2 separate regions of the Mus musculus genome follow, and region 1 is linked to region 2. A link is a loop called in an ENCODE intact Hi-C map of the cell type or tissue named here. Cell type or tissue: left cerebral cortex. All regions are shown on one strand. Each heading gives the region's core, and the rest is flanking DNA. Links, peaks and the distances in the headings are about the cores only.

What was found. A loop is a pair of places that touch in the nucleus more often than their neighbours do. Peaks named below come from ENCODE experiments on the same cell type or tissue, not always from the same donor. Only the 100,000 strongest peaks of a DNase experiment are listed, where the experiment ranks them.
Region 1: a loop joins it to region 2, with 5 times the contacts of the local background. A loop is called at or near these places in 5 of 42 quality-filtered maps.

What each region holds. Positions count from the first base shown.
Region 1 is chr12:117,801,914-117,809,971 of GRCm38, forward strand. No RefSeq gene overlaps it. Among named protein-coding and RNA genes, the nearest start is that of Cdca7l, 38 kb to the right of the region's middle. In left cerebral cortex, for the core only: no CTCF peak of the experiment used is centred there; DNase peaks (open chromatin) are centred at 3,852, 4,314, 5,484 and 5,883; H3K4me3 peaks cover 388 bases.
Region 2 is chr12:118,453,769-118,461,826 of GRCm38, forward strand. No RefSeq gene overlaps it. Among named protein-coding and RNA genes, the nearest start is that of Gm25577, 47 kb to the right of the region's middle. In left cerebral cortex, for the core only: CTCF peaks have their summits at 2,048 (motif pointing left) and 4,168 (motif pointing right); DNase peaks (open chromatin) are centred at 2,044 and 4,181; H3K4me3 peaks cover 239 bases.

The sequences.
Region 1 (8,058 bases), core at 1,150-6,149, 650 kb before region 2:
GCACAGCAGCAGTCTATTATCAAATGGAAGTGGTATATACGTGATCGGGCCAGAGCAGGTCCTGAAGGCACAAGCAAGTTACATGAAGAAGTTGCTCAAATGCCTATGGTTTCTACTCCTGTTACAATGCCATCTGCTGCCAAACATGTGCCTATAGCCTCATGGGGTGTTCCCTATGATCGACTGACCGAAGAGGAGAAGACTAGAGCCTGGTTTACTGATGGCTCTGCACGTTATGCAGGCACCACCCAGAAGTGGACAGCTGCAGCATTACAACCCCTTTCTGGGACAACCTTGAAAGACACAGGTGAAGGGAAATCTTCACAGTGGGCAGAACTTCGGGCAGTACACATGGTATTACAGTTTGTTTGCAAGAAGAAATGGCCAGATGTACGATTATACACTGACTCATGGGCTGTAGCCAATGGATTGGCTGGATGGTCAGGGACTTGGAAAGATCACAATTGGAAAATTGGTGAGAAAGACATCTGGGGAAGAAGTATGTGGATAGATCTCTCCAAATGGGCAAAGGATGTGAAGATATTTGTGTCCCATGTAAATGCTCACCAAAAGGTGACTTCAGCTGAGGAGGAGTTCAATAATCAAGTGGATAAGATGACCCGTTCTGTGGACAATCAGCCTCTCTCCCCAGCCATCCCTGTCATTGCTCAATGGGCACATGAACAAAGTGGCCATGGTGGTCGAGATGGAGGTTATGCTTGGGCTCAGCAACATGGGCTTCCACTCACCAAGGCTGACCTGGCTACAGCTGCTGCTGATTGCCAGATCTGCCAACAGCAGAAACCAACACTGAGCCCCAGATATGGCACCATTCCTCGAGGTGACCAGCCAGCAACCTGGTGGCAGGTTGACTACATTGGACCACTTCCTTCGTGGAAAGGACAGCGTTTTGTTCTTACTGGAGTAGATACTTATTCTGGTTATGGATTTGCCTTTCCTGCACGTAATGCCTCTGCTAAAACCACCATTCACGGACTGACAGAATGCCTCATCTATCGTCATGGTATTCCACACAGTATTGCTTCTGACCAAGGAACTCATTTCACAGCCAGAGAAGTACGACAGTGGGCTCACGATCATGGAATTCACTGGTCTTACCACATTCCCCATCATCCTGAAGCAGCTGGGCTGATAGAAAGATGGAATGGCCTTTTGAAGACGCAGTTACAGCGCCAATTAGGTGGTAACAGCTTGGAAGGCTGGGGCAGAGTTCTTCAGAAGGCAGTATATGCTTTGAATCAGCGCTCGATATATGGTACAGTTTCACCCATAGCCAGGATTCATGGGTCCAGGAATCAAGGGGTGGAAAACGGAATAGTTCCACTTACTATCACTCCTAGTGACCCTCTAGGAAAATTTTTGCTTCCTGTCCCCATAACTCTAGGTTCTGCTGGCTTAGAAGTTTTGGCTCCAGAGAGGGGAGTGCTCCTACCAGGAGCTACAACAAACATTTCATTGAACTGGAAGCTCAGACTTCCCCCTGGTCATTTTGGGCTTCTAATGCCCTTAAACCAACAGGCTAAAAAAGGAATAACAGTGTTAGGAGGGGTGATAGATCCAGATTACCATGGGGAAATTGGATTACCTCTTCACAATGGTGGTAAGCAAGATTATGTCTGGAGTGCAGGAGATCCCTTAGGGCGTCTCTTAGTACTACCATGTCCTGTGATTAAAGTCAATGGGAAACTACAACAGCCTAATCCAAGCAGGATGACAAAGGACGCAGACCCATCAGGAATGAAGGTATGGGTCAATCCTCCAGGAAAAGAGCCAAGACCTGCTGAGGTGCTGGCTGAAGGTGAAGGAAATACAGAATGGGTAGTAGAGGAAGGTAGTTATAAATACCAATTAAGGCCACGTAACCAGTTGCAGAAACGAGGATTATAAAGTAATATGAATGCCCATTGTAAATTTACTAATGCGTTTGTGATTGTACGAGGGATAGTTATATCATGTTAGGCGTATTTACAACCTTGTTATTGTTTCATGTGAACATGAGATATTATTTGTGTCAAGTTGACAAGGGGTGGATTGTAGTGGCTATTCCTGGTTGTCAACTTGACAATATTTGGAATGAACTACAATTCGGAATTGGAAGGCTCACCAGTGACCCTTATCTGGAGGCTTGGAGATCCTTATCTGGATCTTGGTTTGAAGATCTTGAGCCATAGTGGCTATGGATTCCAGAAGATTGAATCTCCGAGTTAAGGAACACACCTTTAATCTGGGCTATGCCTTTCATCTGGGATTAAAGGTGTGGTGGAACACACCTTTAATCTGGGCTACACCTTTTGCTGGAGACAATATAAGGACATTGGAAGAAGGGAGTCTAGCTCTTGCTCTTGCTCCTGCTCCTTCGCCTGCTTGCTGCGTGAGACTGAGTAACTGCTAGATCCTTGGACTTCCATTCACAGCTGTGACTGAACGATTGTTGGGAATTGAGCTGCCGACTGTAAGTCATCAATAAATTCCTTTATTATCTAGAGACTATCCATAAGTTCTGTGACTCTAGAGAACCCTGACTAATACATCCACCTATGATCACAGATCTGTAACAGGAACTTGAGTCAAGGCATTCAAGCCATTTCACAAAAAGATTCCAGTCTAAAACACTAAAAAGCAACTTTACAACATTCAGATTTGCCTAACCTGAAGGGGCATTCTCCCTTCTACTTGTGGAGCAGGTTCAGTATCCATTATCTTCATGCTGGTGGAATTTTGGATTTGGGGAACCCTGCTTAAGTACAAGGAGAGATTTTGTGAATGGAGTCTAATATGAAACTCATCTATGTCTTATATACATCTTATATGCACAGCCTAAAGATACTTTTCCTTTTTTTCGATCTCTCATGACGAGATTAATGTAGACCTTTCTACATCTGGTGTCATGTTAGTGATGAAACCATTTCAGATGTGAGAGTAGGGTCAAGTTTGGAGTTCAGGTCAGGGGTGCATATTATGGGTAATTGAGTGTGTCCAGTGTGTCAGGGAACAGAGGGAGGCTGCAGGTGCTAGTTTATTCTCTCTCCCTCTCCCTCTCCCTCTCCCTCTCCCTCTCCCTCTCCCTCTCCCTCTCCCTCTCCCTCTCCCTCTCCCTCTCCCTCTCCCTCTCCCTCTCCCTCCCCCCCCCCTCTCTGTGTGTGTGTGTGTGTGTGTATCTGGGAGGCCAGAATGCAAATCCAGTGCTGGGTTGCAGTGCTGGCCTCCTGGGTACCTTCCGGCCTTGATGCTGCTCAAAATGTGCAGCAAATGCACAGCATACAGGTCCAGTTAAGCCACTACTCAGGCCCTCATCTGGGAACTTTCATCAGCAGCCAACAAGCTCCAGATGAGTACATATGAAGCCAGAACTGGGGTGCCTGGGGAAGGGAAAACTACGCACCGGCTACAGACTCCATTTTTCTCTCTGTTGGCAGAAAGGAGCTGATGTCAGTCACATGGCGCAGCCTGTCCATTAAGAACATAGTTTAGATCCATCAGGCATGATGGGGGAGAAACAGTGAGCAAAGCTCAATGGGAGTCCAGTCCCTAGAAGAAACAGCTTCTCCTTGTGCTGGCATCCGTAGCCCAAGGTCTACTGGTCAGACAGTGGAAGAGAAAAGACAGGGATAGCAAAGAGGTTTGAGTCAGCTCATCTTGTTTTCTTCTTTCTGGGGCTAACTTACTGCGTTTTAAGTTCTAGCACAAGCCCAATCCCTATTAGCTTCTAGTTTGCCCTGTTCTCAGCACAGCGGATGAATCAAAAGGGGATCTGCTGTGAAAATAATGGCTGTGGAGTTGCTGTTGCTGGGATTTGCATCACCAGCTTCCTAGCAATCCATCTGACATCAGTGACGTCTTTGGGACTCCAAATTTAGAACATTTATTTAGGAACTTAACTTCAGTCTCTTAACAGCTCCCTCCTGATGATGCATGCTGGATGTTTTGGTTTGCTAATCCAACAGTCATTTCTGAGATCCATACAAATGAAAAACCATACCAATAAGACACGAAACCCTTAATTACTCTAATGTATGTCCCAAGGCTCTCCCCCCCAGCTCCTCCCTCCCCCCCCAGACATCCTTAACTTCTCTGGGCACCATCCAGGAGACTGAAGCATCCAGCACGTCATCGCTGTTCCCTTCCACAGGCTGCGGGGAAATTTGTTTTACAAGGCTGGTTTTAACGGAGCTACCTGCTGTGCACCACATTGCTACTGTTTGTGAAGTGAATGATGGGAAAGGCAAGTCTGTGATTTCATTTGTTCAGACCGATTACTCACGCGTTGCACACGGTATCATTTGCTTGTCACTTAATGACTGACCAGCCTGCCTGAATCATTAGTGCCTTAGTGTAGTGAAAGGAAGACCTCCGTATAATGAGGAGCTGAAGGAAGTGGAGTGCTGTTTTACCTAAAAGAAATGGTGCGCAGAGATCCAGCACAGCTGCAGGTGTTCCGATGACAATGTGGGAAGCAGTTAGCTTCCAATTTAGCAGAAAATTAAGAGCGAAAAAACTGTTATTTGTGAGAGAAGATACTCATGGCAAGCAATCATCCTCGCTCCGCATCCACAAGACGAGCATTCAGCTGTCTTTGTCGTGACTTAAAACAATTGGTATCTTGGGCTGCATTCAACACCAGATTGGAGCTTATTATCTGCAGTTTATTCTTTCTTGGGATATTTTGTGTTCCCCCTTCCCCCATTTTATGGTTAATTTGCTTGCTTGAATGTAAAGCATTTAAGCTGAAAAATCTGGATCATGGCTGATCATTGTGCCAGGGCTCTGGACTGTATGATACAAGATAATTGGCAATTTTCAAATTCATAATCCATTCTGTTCCCCCTCACCTCCCCCACCCACTTTGTCCCTTCTGGTAGCTTCTCATCTGCCATCTTTGGTGTAATCTCTGAAAGGTCCATGGAGGAGGGATCAGGGCAAATAAATTCCTTTAGTCAAGCCCCCACACTCCTCAGACTCACCTTTGGGAAACGTGAATTGTCCTGCGTGCTCCATCCTGTGGCCCATGTCCCTCCAGGAAAGCACTCACCAGCTGTCACCACACTGAAAAAACTATTTCCCCATAAAAAGGGCTTTATCCCATTTGCAGCCAACATGCTGAGTCATGTTGGTGGGATAATAAAGATTTTCTTTTTTAACTTAATTTAAGGTTTTGGTATGGAGCAGTCAAGAGAGCCCTGATATTCTATAAACCACCAAACAGTTCCCCACTTGCTAAAGTAGCATGCTCTGCCCCCACTGCCCTTGCTTTGGGATGGTCAGCACAGGAGCCAACTGCATCCATGCCCACTGGTGTGGTTTCTTATTTTTAACGAGGTCTAGAGAGTGTGAGCTGTGTGGTTCCTTCCAGTGTCATCAGAGCTCAGTCACTCTTCCTAAGCAGTAGAGCCTCCCTCAGCTTTCTTTGGAAATGAAGTGACGTCTCCTATTTCTCAGGCAAACTCGGGATGGTGGTAATTTTCTGTGTTCAGTTTTCGATGGAGCTCATGTGGGTGATAACCGCCACATGTACGGCCGACTCTGGAGCTGTAAAGTATGCAGCTTTTGCCTCAGCTCAACAGTAGAGGTTGAGTTTCTCTAAGTAAATGGTGTATTTCTTTATTCTTCCAAACAGTTTGATCTCTTAAAATCAGAAGGAGAATGTCTTTGTCACTTTTCTTCTGTCTGATTGCTCATAAGGTATTAACCCCACTGCTCAGCTATTTCTATGAATACACCAGTCAAAACTGCAATACATCCTGTTTCTCTGCTTTGCACACATTTTCCACTTCAACCGTGTGCCATTTTTCATGCACATTCGTATGAACTCGGAGAAGGAAACCCGAAAGCAAGAATAGAGAGTGCAGCTGTGGTGACCAGTGAAGGACACTGCGTGAGAGTGCAGCTGCGGGCTGGGAAACCGGCTATCCATCATGCTCATGCTCACCATCCAATCAGGAGGCTTCAAGTTGCATCTTCAGCACCCAGAGAAAAATATCCAGATGCTGTGGTGCGTTTCTGTCTTCCTAATGCTGGAGGAAGGCTGGGGGGAGGGGAGCGGTGCGGGGGGGTGGGGGGGGTGGTGTCTTCCTAATGCTGGAGAAAGGCTGGGGGGGCGGTGCGGGGGGGGTGTCTTCCTAATGCTGGAGGAAGGCTGGGGGGGGTCCGGGGGGGGGGGACAGACCTGGGAGAAATCCTGTGGCTAGACAGTCTAGCCAATCAGCAAGTTCCAGGTTCAGTGAGAAGCCCTGTCCGTGGAGAGTAACTAAGGAAGAAACCTTATATTGATTTGTGGCTTCCATGAACACGTCGCCCCCCGCCCCCCCCAACACACACATACGTACACACACCACAATAAGAAACGCAACGAAACCCTAGAAACTAGTGAGCAGAGGAACAGCTAAGAGGGTTAAAAAGTGATCTTCCCTCAGATCCTGTTTGAAGTCTGCCTCTCATTATTTTGCCGCCACCCCCCCCCCCTCGTCCCCCAGGCCTAGATGTGAGAATTCTCTTTCATCGTAACTGGCCTTATTTTCCAGAAAGCTGGAGGACCTACGCTTTCAAAGTGGATACCATCTTCTGTGGTATAGCTTGGTTCCCAAAACACGCAGCATAGCGGAGTTTGCGGTTTACTAACTCTGCTGTCACCCGCTGGTCCGAGAGAACGCTCAGCCACGCGCTCTTTTTGTGTCCACTAACAATCACTTTGTCTTCTGCTCTGCCAGTTTGATGTGTAATATTTTCCTTTTCCCTCTATTCCTTTCCAATATTCCTGTCAGCTTACAGCAGCTACTTCATTAAGCTTTTCCTCTGCTCTAGCAGCCATCAGTAGTGAAGGATCCTTTGTGAGGCCAGAAGAGAATTGATCTTGTTCTCTTCCCACACTGGCAGACCTGCCAACGCCAAAGGATTTACTGCAGTGTCACACAGATTGCCTGGAGGACGCCCTGTGTCCCCATTTGTCACATAGCTTCCATGGCGCACCAGGCATGTGGTGGGCTTGTAAACTTATTTCTGAAGATGTTGAAAGGATTATCCTCGCTCATAAAAATGAGAAATTTGCTTAACTGCCTTAGAAGATTTAAGGCTGCCCCCTTGTTTTTTTTTTTTTTTTTTTTTTTTTTTTGGAAAGGCTTATTTGAATTACAAAGTAGGGTTGTGGGAGTGAGGAAGAAAAGTAGAAGCCAGCCCCCCCCACACACACACCGCCCCCAGCCCCTCCTCATCCCCCTTTCCCCCATGCTACCATCCTCTGCCCTCTTTAGAAAAGAGAAGGACCTGATGCCTGTCAAAGTTACAGAATGGAAGCTATAACTTCCATGCTATCCTGCAAGCTGGAACAAAAATCCCTGGTAAAAAGCACTGTTCACAATGGCAGAGGGAAATGGACTCAGGCCTTCTAAGGCTGAGTGTTCACTCCATCTCAGTAGGAGATCCCATTCTTGATACTTTGCCAGGCAGGAGACACTCCAGCCACCCCCAAACCTCCCCACACCCCTCTTGTAGTCTACACACAGCCTTGGTGATCAGCAACATCTTCTGTTGTTTTCATGGAAAGGATGTGTTGACATGAACTCCCTAGCTGTGAATGTAAACACGATGCTGACAGCCAGGCATGCAGTTGGGTTAGCGGGTACCTCCACTTACCGGGGGCAGATGTTTAACCTTGACGTGAATAGCAATTAAGCAGAACCTCAGAAACCAAGGCCTCCCCGGGAACCAATTAATAATTTGGTGGGGAAGATGTTATATGCAAATTTCTCCCACAAACCACTTCAGAATGACACGTCTACCCTCCACCCAGTGGACTGAGCTGGAGAGTCATTTGTAACAAAGCCCTGTGGTGCGGGTGTGAACAAATTGTAATTAGGCAAATTAAGTGAGTGTTGCATGTACATCAATTAATTTCTGGTCACAAGCTACACAGCAATTGCCACCACCTTTGTTGTATGTGGAGGCTTGACAGCAGTGTTTGCCCACGCCTCCTCATTCCTGCTCCTTCTGAGTGCCCCCCTCCCCAAGCCGGCGCTGAAGCCTCTGCCCCACACTTAATTCTCC
Region 2 (8,058 bases), core at 1,269-6,268:
CCACCCCTGGGTTCTGAATGGTATAAGAAAGCACACTGAGCAAGCCACAGGGAGCAAGCCAGCGAGCAGCATTCCTCCATGGCCTCTGCTTTAGTTCTTGCCTTGGCTTCCTGTGGTGACAGGCTATAACCTGCAAGGAAAATAAACTCTTTCTTCCCCAAGTTGCTCATGGTATCTATCACAGTAATAGAAAGCAAATTCAGACACTGCCTTTTCATGAAACATAAAGCTAGCCTCCCAGTAGAGGATCCTTACAGGGACAACAGTATAGTCCTATGTCAGAATCTTGTGTTGCTCATACAAGCCACAAGGTTAAGATTTGGGATCTATATGTTGATCAGTACTCTCTCTCCTCTAAGTAGGGAGAGAAATAGTAGTACCGACCTCCCAGTGGTGGCTTGAGTATTAATGTGCTGCCTCATCTAATACACAGCTCAGCTCATCTGCTATTAGTTTTTAGTATCTACAAGTACTAACATGAAAAGGTGTCCTGGGCATGTTGTAGATCATGTGACTAGATGAGACCACTGAAAGGTATCAAGGGCAAATCAGCAGTAAGTGAGATTCTATCCCAAAATATGGATTTGCACATCAGACATGCCCGGAAGCATTGCGTCCTCTTGTGAATTGTATTAGTCTCTGCAGGTGTCACAACATTGTTTTCTTATAAATGTGATACTTTTAATTTTAAAAAACCCTCAGTTGTGTAATAAATATGGAATAGCTATAAAAACAAACAAACAAGCAAGCAAGCATGTTCCCAGGACTGGAGAGATGGCTCAGCAGTTAAAAGCGCTTGCAGGATCTGAGCTCCATTCTCAGCACACATATCAGGTCGCTCACAACTGCCTGTAACTCCAACTCCAGGGTATCAGATACCCTCTTCAGGCTTCTATGAACACCTTTATTCATGTACACACACAAAGAGGTGAAGGGGGATGGAGAGAAAAAGAAAAACGTGTTCCTCTAAACAATAAATCAAAAATAAATAATACCAATGGGAAAGTACCCTAGTACTCAGGTCTCTTCTACGGTTCCTGAATTCCAAGGCACATTAGCAAATGGAACATGACAATTTACTGGCTCGGTTCTTTAATCCCGAGCAAATCATTTAGTGCGGGTGTTTGGCTTAGAGAATTACTACAAACAAGTACCTGAAAGCATCTATACCCTCAAAAGAAAATACTGTCACTAGTGCCTCTTCTGTGAGCTCTGGGAGGCTGTAGCTTCACTTCCAGAGCTCAAAATTGTGACAGCCAGAGCTCTGCAAATAATAACAATATAAGCAATGGCACCATACTGTCTGACATCAGTGGCTTGCTCTCTTTGCAATCTCCAGGCTGACCTCAACACACCCCTCACCCTCACCCCTCTTTCCTGAGCCTCTGAAGTGCTAGGATTACAAGCAGGTGCCCAGCTCATTTGGTTTCGACAAAGCCGAAAGCAAGGATACTCAGGTTCTTTCAAGCATCTTCTAGATCAGTAACATCACAGCCAACGACTAAGATGACATCAGGACATTTAGTGGCTGCACTGTGGCACCTGCATGAGAAAGCAAACCTAGGAATCTCCAAGCCCCACTTCATGTTCAGAATCTCCATTGCACCTCTTGTACAGTGTATGATTTCAAACATACTATTCACCATTAGCACCCATACCAGACTCATTCCAAAATTAGCATTAACAATTAATTTTAATACCTCAGGCAGAGGTGAACAAGGAAACTGTCTCTCCTATACTTTCTCAGTGGGGGTTTTTCTGAAGTATCTACTGACTGAAAAATATTGCTGCCTTCAAGGCACCTCAAATCAGAATAAACCCTGTTTTATTACAAAACATAAATATCACAATAACCAATTGAGGGTATAAAGAAGGGCAAATGTTAGAATATCTGAAGATTTCTAATCAGAATGATTGAAGTCATACTTTCCAGCCTTAAGTCAGGAATTTATGGATGCAAAGACTAATGTGATTTTAATTCAAAATCCAACCAACCACACCAATAAATTCATTTCAAACACGTTAGACTAAAAGCTGACTGCCCTCTGGTGGGCTACTTTTTAAAATATTTAGTGTTTCTTAAAATGAAGTGCTTAAAATATTGTACAGTGGCATGAAATTATTTTACAATGCAATTTGTGAGGATAAAATTATTTGGGAAAGGGGAAGCATTAAACTGTTAAATACCTTTTTATCATATAAATTGAGTTTAGCTGATTTATGATTTTTTAAACTAAATTTTCCATTTGTGAGTAAATGTAGCTGACTTTTCAAATCTCAATTAAAAAACAGAAATAAAAGAAAATCATCTTTCTCATTTTCACTTCAAAATGTTGAGACTCTGATTCATCTTCAGCTGCTCATAAGCAATGGGGGAAAGTTACATGTTTATCAGGGTTGTTTCCGGTATACACCATTTTCATGTAATTTTACTGTCTGAAAAAGAAATGGCATAATCCTATTCCCAATAAAATGTATATTGATTAAAAAAAAAAAGCCTAAAGCTTACCATATCAAAGTACTAGGGCTAATGCTGATATAATATGGGGAAAAGTCAGAGGGTGTCCCAGGCACATGCTCTGGCCAGCCTGGGATCCGGCAGTGTCTCGCCCTCCTCTGTTTGCAGTTCCCCTGAATACTGGGGTGGGCTGAAATCTCCGAACGACACCAAGTCTGTCAGTTTTCATCTGTTTCGTGGGGATTTGCATGTTAACAGCCTCCCAGGCACTGCTGTACCCACTGTTAGCTTCAGCTCAGGATTCTGGCTCTGGTCATAAATTACTTCCTCAGCACCTGTGCCCCATCTTGAGTGAACAAATCCTGTTGAGCGTGATCGAATTCATGTAGGGACTTCAAATAGCCGAAGATGGAAGATACAGGAAAAATCTAAAGGCATATTATTTTAAAACTCTTATTGTCTTTGTGAGGAAAAATCAAAATGTGCGCCGAGCGATTTATCTGGGCGAGTTTCGTGGCTGCTGGCAACGACTCTGAGAGTTCTCCACATCCCTCCTCCCTTCCTTCTTGGTGACTCTCTTAGCAAGGCCTAATATTTTGTCTCTGGATTCCTTTTTTGAATTTGAAAAGGAAACTTACAAGAAAGAGAAGTCTTCTTTTAAGACAAAGGAATTAAAGATTGCAATCAAATCACAAACTCAAGTTAATTCTGTGGCTGTAAATACTCAGCTTTAGGTTAATAAGCACCTGTGCCATCAGTATGTCTGAACAAGTTCCCGAATACAGTCTTTCAGAAACGTTTGTAACACCCAACAACTGGAAGTCAAGAACGCAACGTTTTCAATTGCTACCTAAAAGCTGGGCAGAACAAGGTATCCTAAAACAACTATGCTTTTAAAACTAATTAGCATATGCAGTGACCTTAAAATGTAAAGATGTTACTTCTGTGAGACTAATTTTCTTCCCCAACCCAATAGGAAGTAAATGGAAATACAGAACGGAAGAGTTCTTATCATAGAATTACTGCTTTTAAATTTCGTGTGCGCGCGCGCACACACACACACACACACACACACACGAATAAAATTTTGTACCCCAGTATACTATTTTATAAAGGCTTGCTGGAACTTAGTTGGAAAGTGATAAAACACAAACTAAGCCAAAGTCAGCAAAAGTCAACAGTTGTGGCGGTTTTGTTTTCTGGTCTTTCCTTCTTGGAGGTCAAGGGATGTAGCTGTGTGTGTGTGTGTGTGTGTGTGTGTGTGTGTGTGTGTGTGTTTTCAAAGGAGGTTTAGTTATAGTCTTTCATTAAAAAAAAAAAGAAAGAAAGAAAAAGAAATGTAGACTCTACCTATTTAGCATCATTGCTCACGCCATGTTTTCTGGCAGTTCCCAAATAATACGAATAGAAACAAACCCGTGTAGAGTGTCCATCGAAGGAAAAGAAGCCTCCTTACCCAATGCTTTAGGCAAGTAGAGACTGAAAGACGAGCATGTTTGTGCGTGTATCTACTTAAATACTTACCATGCTACCATTCTCTTGGAGCTTGCAGTCATATGTGCTTTCTGTGTCCAGAAAAATCAATATTCTTATAGTTTTAAACGGGATTTTTTTCTCCCACGTCAGAAATGGGACTCTTCGACCGCGGCGTTGTGGCTTCAGATCCACAGGGTTGGGGTCCGCTCCCGCGCTGCGCGTTGCCTTTTTCATCAACAGAGGGCGCTCTGCGGTTTTCCAAGGATCCCGGCTTCTCTCACGGCCGAGCTGGGCAGCGGGCGAAGCATCAGTTAGCCGCGTTTGCAGGGTTTTTCCCCCCCATACCAGGCAGAAGCTCTTTCAACTGGCTAGTGTATGATTTATTGGAAATACTACTGATCACTGAAACAACATACGTGAATGAAAGGAAACCCCATGATTTTACAAAAGTCGGGTGACCGTGACATCTAAGGCTGCTAACTAACCCCAACCGGATAGTATTGGAAATGATCATAAGCATAGAACGCAGGCTGATACAGTCTTCACCTTGGGAAGCCAGGGCGACAGCTTTATTTACATGGCCTATCCCAGTCCTGAGCGCGCGAGTGTGCCTGGTTGTGTCCTACTTTAATATATTATACTCTTTTATACCTGATACTAGACAAATGAAATACATAATTCCTCGTGAAGTAATCTGCCTAGGTCCTAATTGACACATTAGGAGAGCTCTGAGAAGCTTTTTCTCTGCTGAAGGTTAGAGAGAAGATACCAGATGCCGATGCTATTAATTTCTCAACAGTCCAAAGCACAAAATTTCAGCTGAAAACTTGAGAGAATGAAAAAAGATATATTTCAAGAAAATTAGATTTTTCTCAGAGTATTTGTCCAAGATCTACATTTTTAGATGCATAATTTATTAGATGTTTCAACACAGAGAAGTAATCATAACCAGCTAACTCGAAGATTGCCAGTTACTATCCTTCCCGGCAAAGTTTTACAAATGTCTTAAAGCCACTGTGAAAGTCAGAGCAGCAACCCTAACAGACGCCAGAATCAACATATTTGACAGAAGTGCGCACGCCATCGTAGCCCATTATTTCAAATGAGAATGTTCCATCTCAAGATCCGGAACGATACCACCAATGACAGAATAAACGGGAATGTGGAAGTCAAACAGCATGACAGCAGCTACTCAGAACTAGAAAATAAGAGCATTGTAACGTATAGGTGTGCTCCAAGGTTCTCCTCTGAGAAAATGTGCTCCTCTGAGAAAATGAGCTCCTTTCCCACAAAGGGAAAGAAATGCCAGGTTTCCTTATGTTGAATGCATGTTTGTGTAATATTGAAGATGATGAAACAAATATTTAACAGCTAGGACAGTGCATTCCCAGCTAACTCATCCCTTTATCGCTTGCTGGTTGGAAGATAAGAACCATCCTCTTTCTTTTGCAAATATGTTTGCCAGCAGCTGTTTCAACATTTATAAAGACCATTCTCACTGATTGCCAAATAACCATAAATTTATTTACGCATATTTTTGAGTTGGAGGCATAAAAATAATTACATGTCTGATTAAATCCACTTATGCCTTCGTGTCTTACTAAATCTATAATAGATATGAATCGTTACAATACACTGCATCTAAGTGCATAAATAATGCCATACACATGCAGAATCCAGCTTTGCTGCAGCAGAAGGCAGGCAGTCGTGTACATATACGTAGTTGGGCTGGATTATGAATATTGGTGTGGATTCTGTAACGTAGGACATTAGTCAGAAAGCTGAAATGTTCTTATTAATCATTAGTTTAATTTCTTAAAATATATTAAGTTTTTATTTTATATAAATAAGCATGTCGTAAGAAAGATGGACTAGAAACTCCATGCTTTTAAATGTGCACGTATGGAAAATCATATATTTACTTCCAAGTTGAACTGAATTCTTTCAGATGTGAGTTTCTCTTATTCACAGCCCACCCCCTTCCCACCCTCTTCTCATCATTCTGTCCACCTCCACCCTCCACCTCTGCCACTGTGAACCAAGGTAATTTAAATGATTATAGTATTTTGTAGAAGGTTTTAAGGGATGTTCAAAGTTAAGAATCACGATGCTTAGCAATACTGGTTTGATTCTACTCTTCAGTCCCTGTATTGGACCTGAAATTTTGCTTTCTTTTGATTGAGACTCAGCTTATAATAACTTTAATCACATAATATTTAACCGTATTTGTTATAACACAACACTTGTTAACACTTCATTTTGAGTGTTCCAGCATTATTAATTCATTTGGTATTCATTGCAATAACGTAGATAGTAATGAACTCATCTGGTATTCATGTGGATGCCAGCAGTACTTCCATAGGAATTCTATTGCATTTCAGTATTAATTAAATGTGCTTCCTAATTTTCTTAGGAAAATAGGAATATTATGTATTTCCTAGGTCTGTCTCTTCCAAAGTCATATACTCAAGGCCAATTATGAAGTCATACATATGGTTATTTGTATTTATATTCATGAACATATTTCATATTCAAACAGATAACAAACTAAGATAAATGTCTAGGTTTTTTTTTCTCCCTCTTGTATCACTAAATATCCTTAATGTCAGCATTTCATGCAGACACAGAAGTGATGTTTGTGCTGCATTTCTCGTGTAAAGAAGGAAGCAGCCCTGTTCAAATACAGACAGCGACTTTCTTATAAACACAGATAAATAACCAGAGGGGACTTTGCAGAACAGTGTTCTTAACCTGACTGACGATGCCTCTGTCGCAGGCTGACACTGTGCGAGACACTTCTGTCTCTTAGTAGGTCAGTCAAAATCCTATCCCCATTTGCATCCTTAGCTGGAAACTTGAAGTGGCTTATCAAAGAATACAAATCTATTTTTAAGAGAAATCTAGAATTTACAAACCCTCAATCACATTAAGGTTTTTTTGAAATTGTAACAGGGGCTTTTGATGTGTTCAGGAAAGTAGCCAAACATCCCCATTTCCTTTTCTGCTTGTAGCTAGAATGTTTTTCAGCCCTGTCTAACCAGTCCCTTATGTTAAAGAACAATAATGATTCTAGAGTCTTGCAAGAGCCTTTCAGAGTTGCATCTTTCAGCACTGGGGAAGGTAGGGTAATGAGTGCAGGGAGGGAGTGAGGAGATGACGGTTCTGTGTTAATGTGAGGCTTTTTGTTGCTGAGTATCTTGTTTGGTTTGGAAGGGAGGGGCCTCATCACTGACTTTGAAAAGTGAAATCAGGCAACAGCATAAGGAAGCCAACCCTGGTGGAAAGCTACATCCTCTGATTCTGCAATTGGGGGGGGGGGGAGGATGGTGTTACTTAACTCTTTAATCGTCCTAGCGTGACTTAAAATAGGGATCTTTAAATAGCACTTAACCTCAGCATTATATGCTCACCATTTCTCATGTATGATATAAATGAAAAAATCACTGGTTCCGGAACTCCATCTTTGCCAGAGAAACTGTCACAGTCCTGTGCTGCACACGCGGTAGTTCTAACAGGTCATCTAAAAACAGTGTCTCTGAAATGCTTTAACTCAACCTTGGCATTGTAAGACATCCTCCACCCCGAACAGAACGTGGGACAGGGTCATATGCAGCTGCTGCAGGTGTTTATTTTTCCAGAACAGGCAGAGCTTGTACTGTGATTTTTTTTTTCTCCCACATTCCAGGTAGTGGAAGAGAAAATTCGGTTCACAATTCTACATGTCAGAGAGCAGACAGAAGTAGGTTTTTCTCTTTATGGTTTGTAACGCCTGTTACCTTTAATAGAACCAGGCATGGGAAAACAGGGCAGATTTCTGTTTTGTAGCTTAAGACTGGTGGACTATTCTGACTCCTCTTGACACCTGGATATAATGAAGCACGTTAAAAATGTTGCTTCCTGTGAATTCTAGGCTTTTGTTGATTTCAAGGCAGATCTCGCTTAATGCAAAGCATGCTTCAAAGGTAGGCAACACATTCAGTTTAGCTTTGCTGTCCTTGCTAAGAACAGAGTATCTTCGTGCTGGAAGACAGTAGAATGCCAATGCTGGTTACCTTGATGCTGCCTGTTAAACCGTGGCAGATTCTGTTTTGCCACCAGCAGCAAACAATTTAATTAGGAACACA